Linked DNA regions of Mus musculus: regions 2 and 3 are each linked to region 1. The links are chromatin loops, found by intact Hi-C in ENCODE. Cell type or tissue: left cerebral cortex. All regions are shown on one strand.

What was found. A loop is a pair of places that touch in the nucleus more often than their neighbours do. Peaks named below come from ENCODE experiments on the same cell type or tissue, not always from the same donor. Only the 100,000 strongest peaks of a DNase experiment are listed, where the experiment ranks them.
Region 2: a loop joins it to region 1, with 3.0 times the contacts of the local background. A loop is called at or near these places in 7 of 42 quality-filtered maps.
Region 3: it touches region 1 in a loop (2.2-fold over the local background); 3 of 42 quality-filtered maps call a loop at or near these places.

Annotation. Positions count from the first base shown.
Region 1 is chr2:104,405,497-104,409,496 of GRCm38, forward strand. The region is part of intron 1 of D430041D05Rik (RIKEN cDNA D430041D05 gene); the gene reads right to left. Among named protein-coding and RNA genes, the nearest start is that of D430041D05Rik, 3.1 kb to the right of the region's middle. In left cerebral cortex, no CTCF peak of the experiment used is centred here; DNase peaks (open chromatin) are centred at 1,737, 2,141, 2,364, 3,155 and 1 more place; H3K4me3 peaks cover 2,839 bases; H3K27ac peaks cover 836 bases.
Region 2 is chr2:104,332,059-104,336,058 of GRCm38, forward strand. The region is part of intron 1 of D430041D05Rik (RIKEN cDNA D430041D05 gene); the gene reads right to left. Among named protein-coding and RNA genes, the nearest start is that of D430041D05Rik, 77 kb to the right of the region's middle. In left cerebral cortex, a CTCF peak has its summit at 2,058 (motif pointing right); a DNase peak (open chromatin) is centred at 2,064; H3K27ac peaks cover 1,874 bases.
Region 3 is chr2:104,349,397-104,353,396 of GRCm38, forward strand. All of the region lies in intron 1 of D430041D05Rik (RIKEN cDNA D430041D05 gene), which reads right to left. Among named protein-coding and RNA genes, the nearest start is that of D430041D05Rik, 59 kb to the right of the region's middle. In left cerebral cortex, no CTCF peak of the experiment used is centred here; DNase peaks (open chromatin) are centred at 2,227, 2,475, 3,087 and 3,804; H3K27ac peaks cover 1,920 bases.

The DNA of each region.
Region 1 (4,000 bases):
CCTCCACATCTGCAAACTGAGTGTTCGCTTCGTGGCTAACCCAAATGTCTCAGCAGCTGGCAAAGCCATGTTGCTTCTTCTCTTCCTCTCCTACCCTTATATTTCATCACATTATTCTACCAGGTCTCTCTTCACAGCTCGTTCACACTCTCCCCTCCGATCCCGACCCTTTCCCTTTTCCACTGTCTACGCCTCAGTGTGGATTTCAGCCTCATGCTTCCCTCAGCCTCACTTCTCCCACCTGGAAACCCCCCCCCGACCCCCGCCCATAGCCACTGTGCTGTCTATGCTTCCCCCCTCATCTCATCCTGGCCCCTCCCTGACCATCCAGTATAAATAAGCATGGGTATAAAGGTGCCAACTGCCACCCTGCCTTATTCTCTCACCATATTTACTTATTACTTGCTATTCAAAGGAGACCTATAGACTGCAGTTGTCAACATAATCTCGGGCTTTGCGTTCCATGTAGGTTTTTAAAAAAGATTTATTTATTTATTATATGTGAATACACTGTAGCTGTCTTCAGGCACCCCAAAAGAGGGTGTCAGATCTCATTACGGATGGCTGTGGTTGATTGGATTTGAACATGGGATCTTTGGAAGAGCAGTCATTGTTCTTAACTGCTGAGCCATCTCTCCAGCCCCATTCTGTGTAGTTTTAAAGACACACTACCACCTTGTCCCGGAGCTGCAACCCCACTACCAGCCCCTCCCAGCTCCCTTTAGTTTTAGCAACAGAACCTCCCCTTACACCTTGTCCCAGACCAACTGAATCACAGCCTGAATTTTAACAGAATCTTCAAGTGATTCATATCCTCAGTCAGCTTTGAAAAGTACTGAACCACTTTCAAATAGTGTAAAAAAATGGGACTTTGTTTGGATTCTTTACTATAACCCAAGGATACTGAGGTATCAAAACACAGACGGAATGACTGGGTGAAATGAATAGGTAGATGAATGCATGAATGCACGCATGAACAGAATGCAGAATCTATGGAATGGGGCTCTGATTTGGTGGCGTGTATGAGGAGGATGGGGAAGGGCAAGGAAGACATGCAGGGTAAAGCTATCTCCCCTTTGTGGTGTACTAAACAGGAGGACCCCTGACATGGGCAGACCCGTCTTCTAATAAAGCAGCCGCTCATAAATTACTGTGAGTTACTTAAATGAAATAATCTAACAGAATCGACCAGGTTGAAAGGAAAGAATGTAAGAAGCTGAATTGTTACTGGGTTCCTAGTCTACCCTGGGCATCATCGTAAGCACTAGGGAAGCACAGCTGGCAGAGAATGAACACAGTGGCTGCAGAAGCCACCCTGCGAGGAAGGTACCTCAGAGCAGGGCAGGTGCTGGGTTCTCCTCCACCCTGTGTTCCGGGTACAAACTTGCTTTTCCTTGACCTGGAATGCCACCATCAACCCTGACAACCCTCCTACCCTACAGAGCCCCACCCCCAACTCTCCTTAAAATGAACTGCAGTCCGACTTTATTGCTCTGCTCACATAGTAGATAGATAGAGTTCAAGTCCTTCTTCAGGAGAGACTTCTGCAAAATGGTGGCTCCATATTCAAGACCATATCCCCTACTCCAGCCCCCAGTCTGGCAAAACAAACATTCGGGCAATTCCTGCCATTCTCATGAGAGCAGTGGCAGTCTGTGAGCAGCTACGTGGCAAGCACTGTTTTAGACTTTGCCGCAGTCACCAAATCAGTGCACCCACCCAATAGCGGTAGAGCTTTTATTACCCCCATTTCACATGGGAGAGAGAAACAAGGGTCACAGAAGCCAAGGTCACATTGAGCAGAGACCCACAGGGGATGAGCACTGTGCCTGCACACAACTGCACACAGCCGATACATTAGACGTTTGCAGATGTCAGTTAAACGGGGAGGGAGTTAGGAAAGGTAGGATGACAGATTTGCACTCTGCCATTGTTGCCTGGAACCCAGATGGCAGGAGAGAATGAGAGGCATCGCCCTTCAGAAACTTCTTTCCTAGAACAGAAGTGACAGAAGCCTGTGAGCAGGGGTTCCATGGGACACAGTCGGGAGAGGGTGCCTTCAAGAGAGCACTAAGTGTGACTGCAGACTTCCCATGATGATTCAGGCAAAGGGACAAGGAGCGTGGTGGTGGAACCAGCTTAGAACACACTGTAAAGGCCCTGCCACCAAGGTGCTAGGAATCCGGGAAGTATTTTCTAGAAACAAACCTATTTTTGCCCATTTTTCCAACGAAGGCAGATGCTTGATTTAGCCTTGTTAAAAATCAAGAAGCATAGTGATGTAAATGACAGGCTTGGAAGCAGTCAGGACTTCAAGCAGAATGTGACAGGTCACTGGCTCAGCCTCTCAGATAACTCTGCATCAGACACAGGCTGCAGAGAACAGCACGGAGCTGCAGCTGCCCATCAGAGCAAGCTCCAGACAAGGAGGAAAGTCGAATGTCCCCAGCAAGAGTCACCTAGCCTTCCATTTCCCTCCAGACAGTGCTTTCTCCCACAAACTTCTCGAGATGTCCTGTATGAGGCCCAGGCCTCTCCTAGGCTGCAAAGACGCTGAAATCAGAGAGCATATGAAAGAAGTGATAAGGGTCAGACTGGATGCCCAGTGTTCACTCTGCCACCAAGAAGCCAGTCATAAAAATGGAATCCGTGGTAAAGCCACAGGATGCTGCAAAGCTCAGAGGCAGGCAGTGGAGCCACAGGTGGTCTTGTCCATGGAAAACTGAGCATTGAAGGTGACAGTAGAAAAGGCACCCCAATAGCACAGAGAAACCAACTCTAATGAGAAGGGGGGAAATAACAGGCCTCAGAGAACAGATGTTTGAATGACACCCACTTTCATTCTGATTGCCTATCCTAGGCTATGTCTCGGGACCAGTATACTTCAAGAAAAAAGCGGAGGGGGGGGGCAGACTAAGAGCAAAAGATGAAGATGACAAGTCCCCTAGAGAAGGTTCTGGCTGACTGAAAGATGAGCCAAGCAAAGACTCAGAGGTTGAGAAGGAGCCAAATACAAAGGTTGGAAGGGAGATCAGAAATCCAAAACCCTGTCAAAAAAAATCGGCTGGCATGGGCCTGAATGGGGCAATACAGGAAAGCTAAATTTCACGTCACAGATGGCTGAACAGTTCTCAGTCTCTGCGAGCAAATGAGCAACATTCAAGGCATAAAAGCTCTCAAACGGTTTACAGAACTATCAAGAATTGGGTGAGTGCTAACCAAAACCTCTGTGGTTCTCAGCCGGTGGTCACTAAGGGGCTTCCTTATGCCTTCTTCATGACTTCTCTCAACATTGTGTCACATATATAAAGCCAGAGGGTCGGAGTCCCTAGAAGGTCAACTACTGAATTTTGGAACTACAAGAAAGAATCACAACAGAAATTCCTGGACACACAGACTCCTTGTCAGTGACTTTTAAGTGAATCAAAGGGAAATGGCTTTAAATTAAACAGTTATATAGATATAGCCCACCAGAATACGTAATTTAAAACTGGTATAAGCTCCTTCAAAACTGGGACTTCCAATCTGATATGGGGAAAGGCCATACATAGACACGTGTTGGAGGGCGAGGGGCGGTTCTCCTTGGTCCTCACTAAAAGCTGCAGCACTACAGAAACCAGTTACCTAAAATGAGAGGTTTGCATTTGTTAGGCTGAATGTATCTATAATCTAGAATTCCACCACAAACACAGAAGCTTGCCCTTCACGGGAGTCATAGCAATCATTCTTATTTCAAAGACCATGGCTGGCCGCGCAGTGTAAGTTTCAAAGCACTTCTGCAGAATAATTCTGCCCAAATAGTTACAACAGATCCACAAAATCGTCCGCGGAAGTACAGAAATCTGTTTCTGAAGGATCGTTGGTGGTCTGAGCACCAAGAGTGACTCTTCTTCAACGAGCCTCTTGTAAAAAATAGGTATACATTTGATCAATGCCTGAACCTTTTGCAAAATGCAATCAATTATTTTAAGTACCTCATTCCCAAAAGGAAGGGAGGGGA
Region 2 (4,000 bases), 73 kb before region 1:
AGACTGCCCCTTCCTTGAGTTGCATTTGCCAAGTGTTTTGTTAAAGTAAATGAGAAACTCCACAAGTACCTAACCAGTACCTTTGTACCTCACCAGTCTAATACTCAGAGAGCTCAGGCCTCTAACCACTGAGGGCACTGTCTCTTCCCACTGCTGGCTCCTGGCGAATAAAGTAAAAATATACACGGGGTGATGATAAAGACAGACATAAGTTGATCATAATAATTCTCATTATTTGAGAAAAACAACAACTATTTTCTCAGGAAATTGAAAGCTCACCCTAGTACAAAACTGATGTTGCATAGGGATATATACAGACGCTTTTACTGAGACGCCCAAGGAGCAATTAGGAGGCTAATGTATAAATATACAGTAGTGAAGACCACTTTCCATGACAAAGATCCTATCGTCAAGAAAGCCACCTTACAAGTCCATTCCATGGCAGAAACCAAACGTTCAAAGAAGTCGATAATGTTACTGTAATCACCTTTCCTAAATATTACTGATAGCTATCCAGTTTTTTACTGGAAACAGAGCTATTAGATTGTACATAATACCCTGCTGATTGGTAAGCTGCCTGCACAGTCTTCTGATTTTTAAGTAGGAATTGGTAGCAGGCTAAATGATCCAGACATTCAGTGGAATTAAACGTACACCATCCTGTCTTCAGAAAAGTCTCCATGGTTTTGGCCCTAGCTTGGGAGAGGCTCAGCCATCATGAACCAGTAAGGCAGAATCTGATTTTCTTCAGCGTTTTAGACTGACGAGACAGACAGCTCAGCCTAAGGCTTATAGCCAGCTGGAAGACTCTCTAGCTGGGTGACCCTAGACAAGCTGAATTCTCTACATGCCTCAGTAGTAACATGTCTGTAAAGTTTAATGGTATCTACCTCCCAGGGCTCTTATGAATTACAGAGAGAGTTCGCATAAAAGACTTAGCACATCTGGCATGTGGTGTATACTCTATAAATGTTGGTGGATTTTACTGTTTGGGTAGATTATTCTTACCCTATAATTCATTTAACAATAGTGACACTCAGGCCCTTTGGGAGCAGAGGCTGCACAGGTGTAAGCCAGTCTCCTGTTCAGGTATGAGAGAGAACTAAATGTCTGGGGAATCTCCAGGTTCAGAGAGTACCTACAAACTCAGTGCTCCGATGCCTGTGTGCCGCAGCGGGCAGGCTGGTGTGGAAGGAGGGTCAAACTTTAGAGTCGAGTCATTTAATTGCTCAAATCCTAGCTTATCGATCACCTGCCTCAGTGCTTCGAACATCTGGGTGAAGCTCTTTGTAGTCGTTTATAAGTGGAGATGTGATGTTGCTGTCATTGCGCATGTGTGGAAGGAGCTGGGCATACCATAGATCCTAGTCACACAGCAGACATTGTTGAATGGCTGGCCTAACACCCTTTGAATACTGACTTCCCTTTTATTGAAAAGGTGACCTATACTTTTCCATGGAGGGGGGGAAGCATTTCTTTGGGAAACATGAAGTAGAATGATTATTCTCTAGAAATGGAGAATTACGTATATAGATGGATCCTCCACATCAGCTTAATGTTATTCTGCTTATATTTAAGTATGAAATTTCACTGCAGAAAAGTTTTAAAAATAGAAATAAATAAGTGAAAAAATTACTATCCAATAACCCCTCTTTGCCAAGACAACTATATGTGACATCTTGGTGTCTGTCCCTCCCAGAGTATTTTTCTCTGCATGCAAATATGCATTTTTAACCATGTCACACAGCAAAAACAAGGAACCCCATTTTCCTCACACCCTCACCAGTCCTTGCAAAGCACTAAATGTCAACGCTTAAAGGGGATTTTTGCTTGTGTTCTTCAGCAGAAGCACAAGAGGTAAGAACGATCCTTTTAATTAGCTATCCTTTCCCAAAGCTGACGCCCCTTCTGTATGCATAAATCTTCCTGTAACCAGCATTATGTCACGAGTGCCATATTTACACACATATTCACATTCATAGACATGCTCACGTCTATCAAACCAGTGGACATACAGAGAATCAAGCAAGCAGTGGATGTGTTAGCACACGGATGTTTTTAACCAGCAGATGGCTCTGATATACCAGGAACCCACTAACACTCACCCCCATCTACAGGAACACACCCATATAAGATCTGTCCAACAGAACCTTTTCCTACCCACAATCCATCATCAGGACACCAGGCTTGGGCTGCCCTGCTGTGTAACAACCAATCTCCTCAAAATCAGGTGCACACCACGTGCTCACCTGTTTCCCCTCCCCCCTCACCTTAGCCTCAGGCTCCCAATCCCTCCCACCAAAGGTCACCAATGAAAAGCCAGTTTTCTACTTCTACTCCTGTAGAGTGGAGGGCCTTCTCCAAAGAACCAAGGACTGCCTGGTCCTTGCCGTTAGGGTAATGTGTAAGCCCCACCCAAGGCAGCCATGATTCCTGAGTCAAATGTTTTAACCACTTTCTTTGAAAGGAACTGCTCTGGTGAGTAGAGGGCATGGTGAGGAGCCTGACCAGGGTGGGGATGTGCTTTGGGCTGCTGAGGGAGAGACAAAATAAAGATACAAGGAGCAGGTAGGATGGAGATGTTTCTACAACCCAGAGTAGGGAAAGGTTTGATGGATTATGTGAAATGGGGACACCATGAATCACAATCAGTTTCTCATATCCTCCAGGACACTGCTGCTTCAGGTCCCCAACTCCTTCCACAATTGTGACAAATGAGAAGTACTATGTCATGCTACTAATAGGACATTGTTGTTCTAAGCAAACTCTCCAATCATCATACACAGGCCTTGTGTGAGACAGCACACAAAGAAGTAGCCAAAGGCAACGTGACATTAGGAGGCAGATCTGTCCAGTAAGAACATCTAATGTGTAATCATTCCCAGAGTAGTTGCCACAAAGCACACTTCAGAAGAACCTGCCACGCTCTCTCAAAACAAACTCATGATAAAGGGGGGGCAGCGTCGTGTGTGTGTGTGTGTGTGTGTGTGTGTGTGTGTGTGTGAGAAAGAGAGAGAGAGAGAGGGAGGGAGAGAGAGAGAGGGAGGGAGGGAGAGAGAGGGTGAATAAACCCAAATGCATATGAATGTTATGAATGTGACACTGTCACAGCACCGCCCCCCCCCCAGGGGCAGGAGCACAGTGTCTGGACTGGCCAGTGAAGCCTGACACTCTTCATCATGATTATCAATTTCAGTTGCTGGAATGTTGAGACACCCCCTGCACTAACATCCAAATGCCCACATTTATGCATTTTTTAAAAAGCCCATTTTGTAACAGCTGGCAACTGCAATCAAAACTGGGAGATCCAGAATTATTAAAAAGAAAATGTTAGAATCCTTATAGTGCCTTCCTACCGTGCCAGCTGTCACTTTCAGGCCCACTGTTTCCCCAGGTCTCGGTCTTAGACTCTCAATATTAACACTTAACTCTATAATTTTGAAGACATAACTCAGTGGGGAGAGTGCCTGTTTCACATGCATGAGGCCCTGGGTTTGAGCCTTAACATCACAGAAGAAAAAAAAAAAAGACTTATAAAGAGAGAAGAAGAGGGGACTAGGCTGGAGATACGTCTCAATTGGTTGAGTGCTTCCCTGGTGTACATGGGCTTGATTCAGCACAATTCTTCCAGGGGAGGGTCTAAAACACCAACCCAGCCTCAAGACCTTCCACCTACAATCTGTCCTGCCAACATGATGCACTGGGGTAAAGGTGGCACAGAAATTGTGTGAGTGGCTGACCAATGACTGGTCCTGACATGAACCCCAGGTCTCCACATGCGTGCATACAATGTGTGCCCATACATATGCAATCGTGCACAGCATACACAAATAGAAAAGGGGGACAAACGAGTGGCAAAATAGCCTCCTTACAGGAGCTCTACCGTGTTCAGTACATTCAATAAGCTAATTACACTCTCATTAATGTGCATGCATGGAATAGGCAGCTGAAGGTGCACACAGATCGTTATGATAGTCCCACAACCCCCACCTCCAGCAAA
Region 3 (4,000 bases), 56 kb before region 1:
TTAGCCCCAGAGTGGAAATATGAGTCTAATAAATCTCTCATCCAAAGTTGCTTCTCTGGGGTGTTTGCCATGGTGATGAGAAGCCTGACTCACCCATTGCTCCATGCACAAGGAACACACTTTCCAGTGTCTGTGTTCTCAAACATTTCCCCTACGTATTGAATCAGTTGAGCTATGAGACCAATTAAATAAAGCCAATGAAGGTGTCTTAGTTAGGGTTTCCACTGCTATGAGGAGACACCATGACCAAGGCAATTCTTATAAAGGAAAACATTTAATTGGAACTGGCTTACAGTTTCAGAGGTTCAATTCTTTATCATCATAACAAGAAGCATGGCAGCAGACAGGTAGACATGGTGCTGGAGGAGGCGCTGAGAATTCTACATCTTGATATGAAGGTGGCCTGGAGAAGACTGGTTTCTAGGCAGCTGGGAGGAGGGTCTCAAATCCCACTCCCACAGTGACACAGTTCCTCCAATAAGCCCACACCTCCTAATAGTGCTACTCCATAGGCCAAGCAGAGTCAAACTACCACAGATGTGTAGCTTCTGAGGCTAGGCCATAAAGACACTATAGTTTCTGGTTTGGGCTGCTTGGAGCACTTGCTCTGAGGATAAGCCAGTCATCATATTGTTAAGACACTCATGTTGAAGACACCACTGTGTAGAAGCAACTTCCCACTCCTGTGAGTGAGTGGGCTTGTAAGTGCATCCTCCAGCTCCAGCAGAACCCTCAGACACCCGCAGTCCTCACCCACACTCTGTTGTAAACTCAGGAGAGATCATGAACGGACTGCTTGGCTGAGTTCCTGACCCATACACAGAAGCTGTGGGTCACAAGTCATGTCTGTCAAGTCTTCAAGGCACTAAGTGTTGAGGAATTTGTTACAAATGAAGATATAAATAGTGTATCCATCAGCAGATGACATTCGTGTGTATGTGTGTTGCTGTGTGTCAGTGCACGTTTGTACATGTGTGTGAGTGTGTGCACACATGTGTAATCATATAAGTGGAAACCAAAGGTCCAATGTTAGGTGCCTTCCTTTATTATAACCTACCTTAGTTTTTGAGACAGGGTCTCTCAGTGAACCTGGAACTTGCTAATTTGTCTAGACTGTCTGAACAGCAAGCTCTAGAGATCCACCTGTCTCCACCTCCACTCCTAAAGCAGTGGGGTTACCAGATGTACAACACCACAGTCTGATGTTTATGTGGGCTCTGGAGATCTGAACTCAGGTCTTCTTGCTTGGACCACAAGCACTTGACTGACTGGGTCATCTCCCCAGCCCTGGATGGCTTCTTTATGAAGAAACTATGTCTACAATCTTCCAACCCCCAGGATCTTTGGTAATGCTGGGATAATGCAGGAGTTCCAAAAATGTCCAGTGAACGTGCTGGTTACTTTTGTCAATGTAACACACATCATCTGCGCAGGGGGGACCTCAACTGAGGAGTTGCCTCCATCAGATTGGCCTGATTTGGGGTCATTTTTTTAATGAATAATTGATACAGGAGGGTGCCAGCCCACTGTGGGAGGTATCACCCAGGGCTGGTGGTCATGAGATACATAAGAAAGCAAGCTGAGCAAGCTGTGTAGCACAAGCTAGCGTTCCTCCATTGTCCCCACATCAGTTCCTGCCTCTAGGTTCCTGCCTTCACATCTTTGCTTTGGTTTCCCTTGACAATGAACTGTATAACCTGTAAGCTGAATAAACCCTTTTCTCCCCAGGTTGCTCTTTTGGTCACAGTGTTTGTCACAGCAACAGAAAAGCAAACTAGAATAGTTCATCTAAGTTAGAAGGCTGACATTAGAGTTCTGATTATGTCAGGCACTTTTCTTCTGGTACACCAACTAATCCGATAAGAAGGCACTACCATCCCCGTACCAACAATAAGGAAAGAACCAGAAATCTGAACCTGGGATATTCATAACCATTCTGTCAAACTATTTCTGCCTCTCTCATGGGCCCCCAAGGCTTTGGCAGTACATGTGGAGCAAATGAATGAATGAACAAATGAATGAGCTGATCAGACATCCCCTTCACTTGATTACAAATCCTCTCAATAAGTGACACAAAGTCTTTCTTACTGTCTTGATATTCATCAGCTTGTCTGTTCCTTCTGGATTCAAATCAAATGCTAAATATAAATCGGATTTCATTCTTGAAAGGCGCTGTGAAATTTCACCGAACAGCTGCTGTGATCCAGCCAGGTCTCTGCTTCGCTGCCACCTGCTGCTCTCTCTGTCCTGCTGGCTTTGCCGCCTCCTCCAGCGACCACCTCCACAGCCGAGGTTTGGGAATAAAATTAGGCTGTCAAGGTATGCTGTCCTCATCAGACTTAGCTCCTCTTCATTGTCTTTCCTCACCCCTGCCTTTCCTTCATATCCTTGTTAACTGAAAAGTCCCTGGACACAAGGCCGGGCTGTGTCACCTGCTCAACTGAAGAAGAACCGGGTTGCATCTCTAGGCCTCACTCCTACAGGATCAAGAGCGCCTTGTGTTTTAAGCATTGGCAGCAGCTGCTGTGTGAGACACACTCGTCTCCAGAATTTCACAGGCCAACAAGGGAACAGAGGAGTGCACAGACAACTCTAAAATCATGTATAAGCAACATCACAGGTCCCAGGGAGCATCCAGGGTACGAGGAGCTCTTTCCCCTTGAACTCAAGTACCAGATGGCCTTATCTGCGGTGCACCAAGTTTCTGAGAATTTCATCATGGCATAGAGTGTGCTCATAAAATGTGTTATTTGTCAGGCTTAATTAGTCCATATTCTGTATATGCTCACACTTCATTTCAATATCAATAGCTGCTAAAATTAAGGACAGCTCATTTTTAATGAATTAATTAGAACACTAATGCACACACATGGCAAAACACTCCAGAAATGCAAAGAGACGTACAATGAATAGTCAGCATCTCCTGCTCCTTCCAATCTCAAGTCCTCTTTGCAGAGGCAATGACTACCACCCATCAGCAGAGTCTCTCCAGGAATAGCACAGGCTTTATGAATGGGTGGTGTGCAGGTCACCTGGAAAGAAGGAAGGAACCTTGGCTGAGGAATTGCCTGCATCTGATTAGCCTGTGGGTATGTCTATGGGGCCTTTCCTTGTTTAATAATTGCTATGGGAGGACCCAGACCACTGTATTCACGGTAGCCCACTGTACCATTCTGGGTATTTTGTTCTAGAATGTGTAAGAAGGCAGGTTGAGCAAGCCTTGGGAGTAAGCCAGTCAGCTTTCTCCATGGACATTGCTTCAGCTCCTCCCTCCACATTCAGAGGGAAACAACGACTATCAGGAACTTGGATAGGAAATATCATGTGTTATTCTGGCCAGGAATTTGGCTTCATTCTGCCTGTGTCCTGAGAACTTGATAAACACAGAGTTCCAAGGTGATGGGCTAATTTGCGTGGCCAAGGAAATCTCAAGACAGGCCAACCTCAGGTTGATGCCGAGAAAGCAGTTGTGATTATTAAGTGATCCATGTAATACCTAATGCTGTATGCAAATCAGATGAAACTCTTCAGATAAGTAGACACCAAAACTTGAATTTTTCAAGGAAATGGTCATATCACCAAACCCTTTGTGACAGATTTTTATTAGATTTTTCTTAGCCCCCTTTTGTGTTTTTTTAATTTGTTGATTTCATATCCGTATAAAATGGACATATTACTGTCTCTAATCCCTTCCCACTCCTGCAAACTGCCAACAAGAACTAAGGAGGAGGACTGTTTGTCTGACTGAAGCACACACGCTGGGGTGAGGGATACACACTTCTCCATCCACACCTGGCTCAGAGCCCCAAAATGACTTCCCAGATGGCCCAGTGGTAGGAGCAAGAGGCTTAATGCGTAGTCACGCCTGGTCATTATGGGTGCAAAAGACAGGTAGGTGGGAAAGAATGAGCAGGTGAAAGCTTTCAGAACATGACCTCTGGGCTGGTAACTGGAAGCCTCACCAGAAGGTCAAGAACTCATGATAGCTATGGTTTGGGCT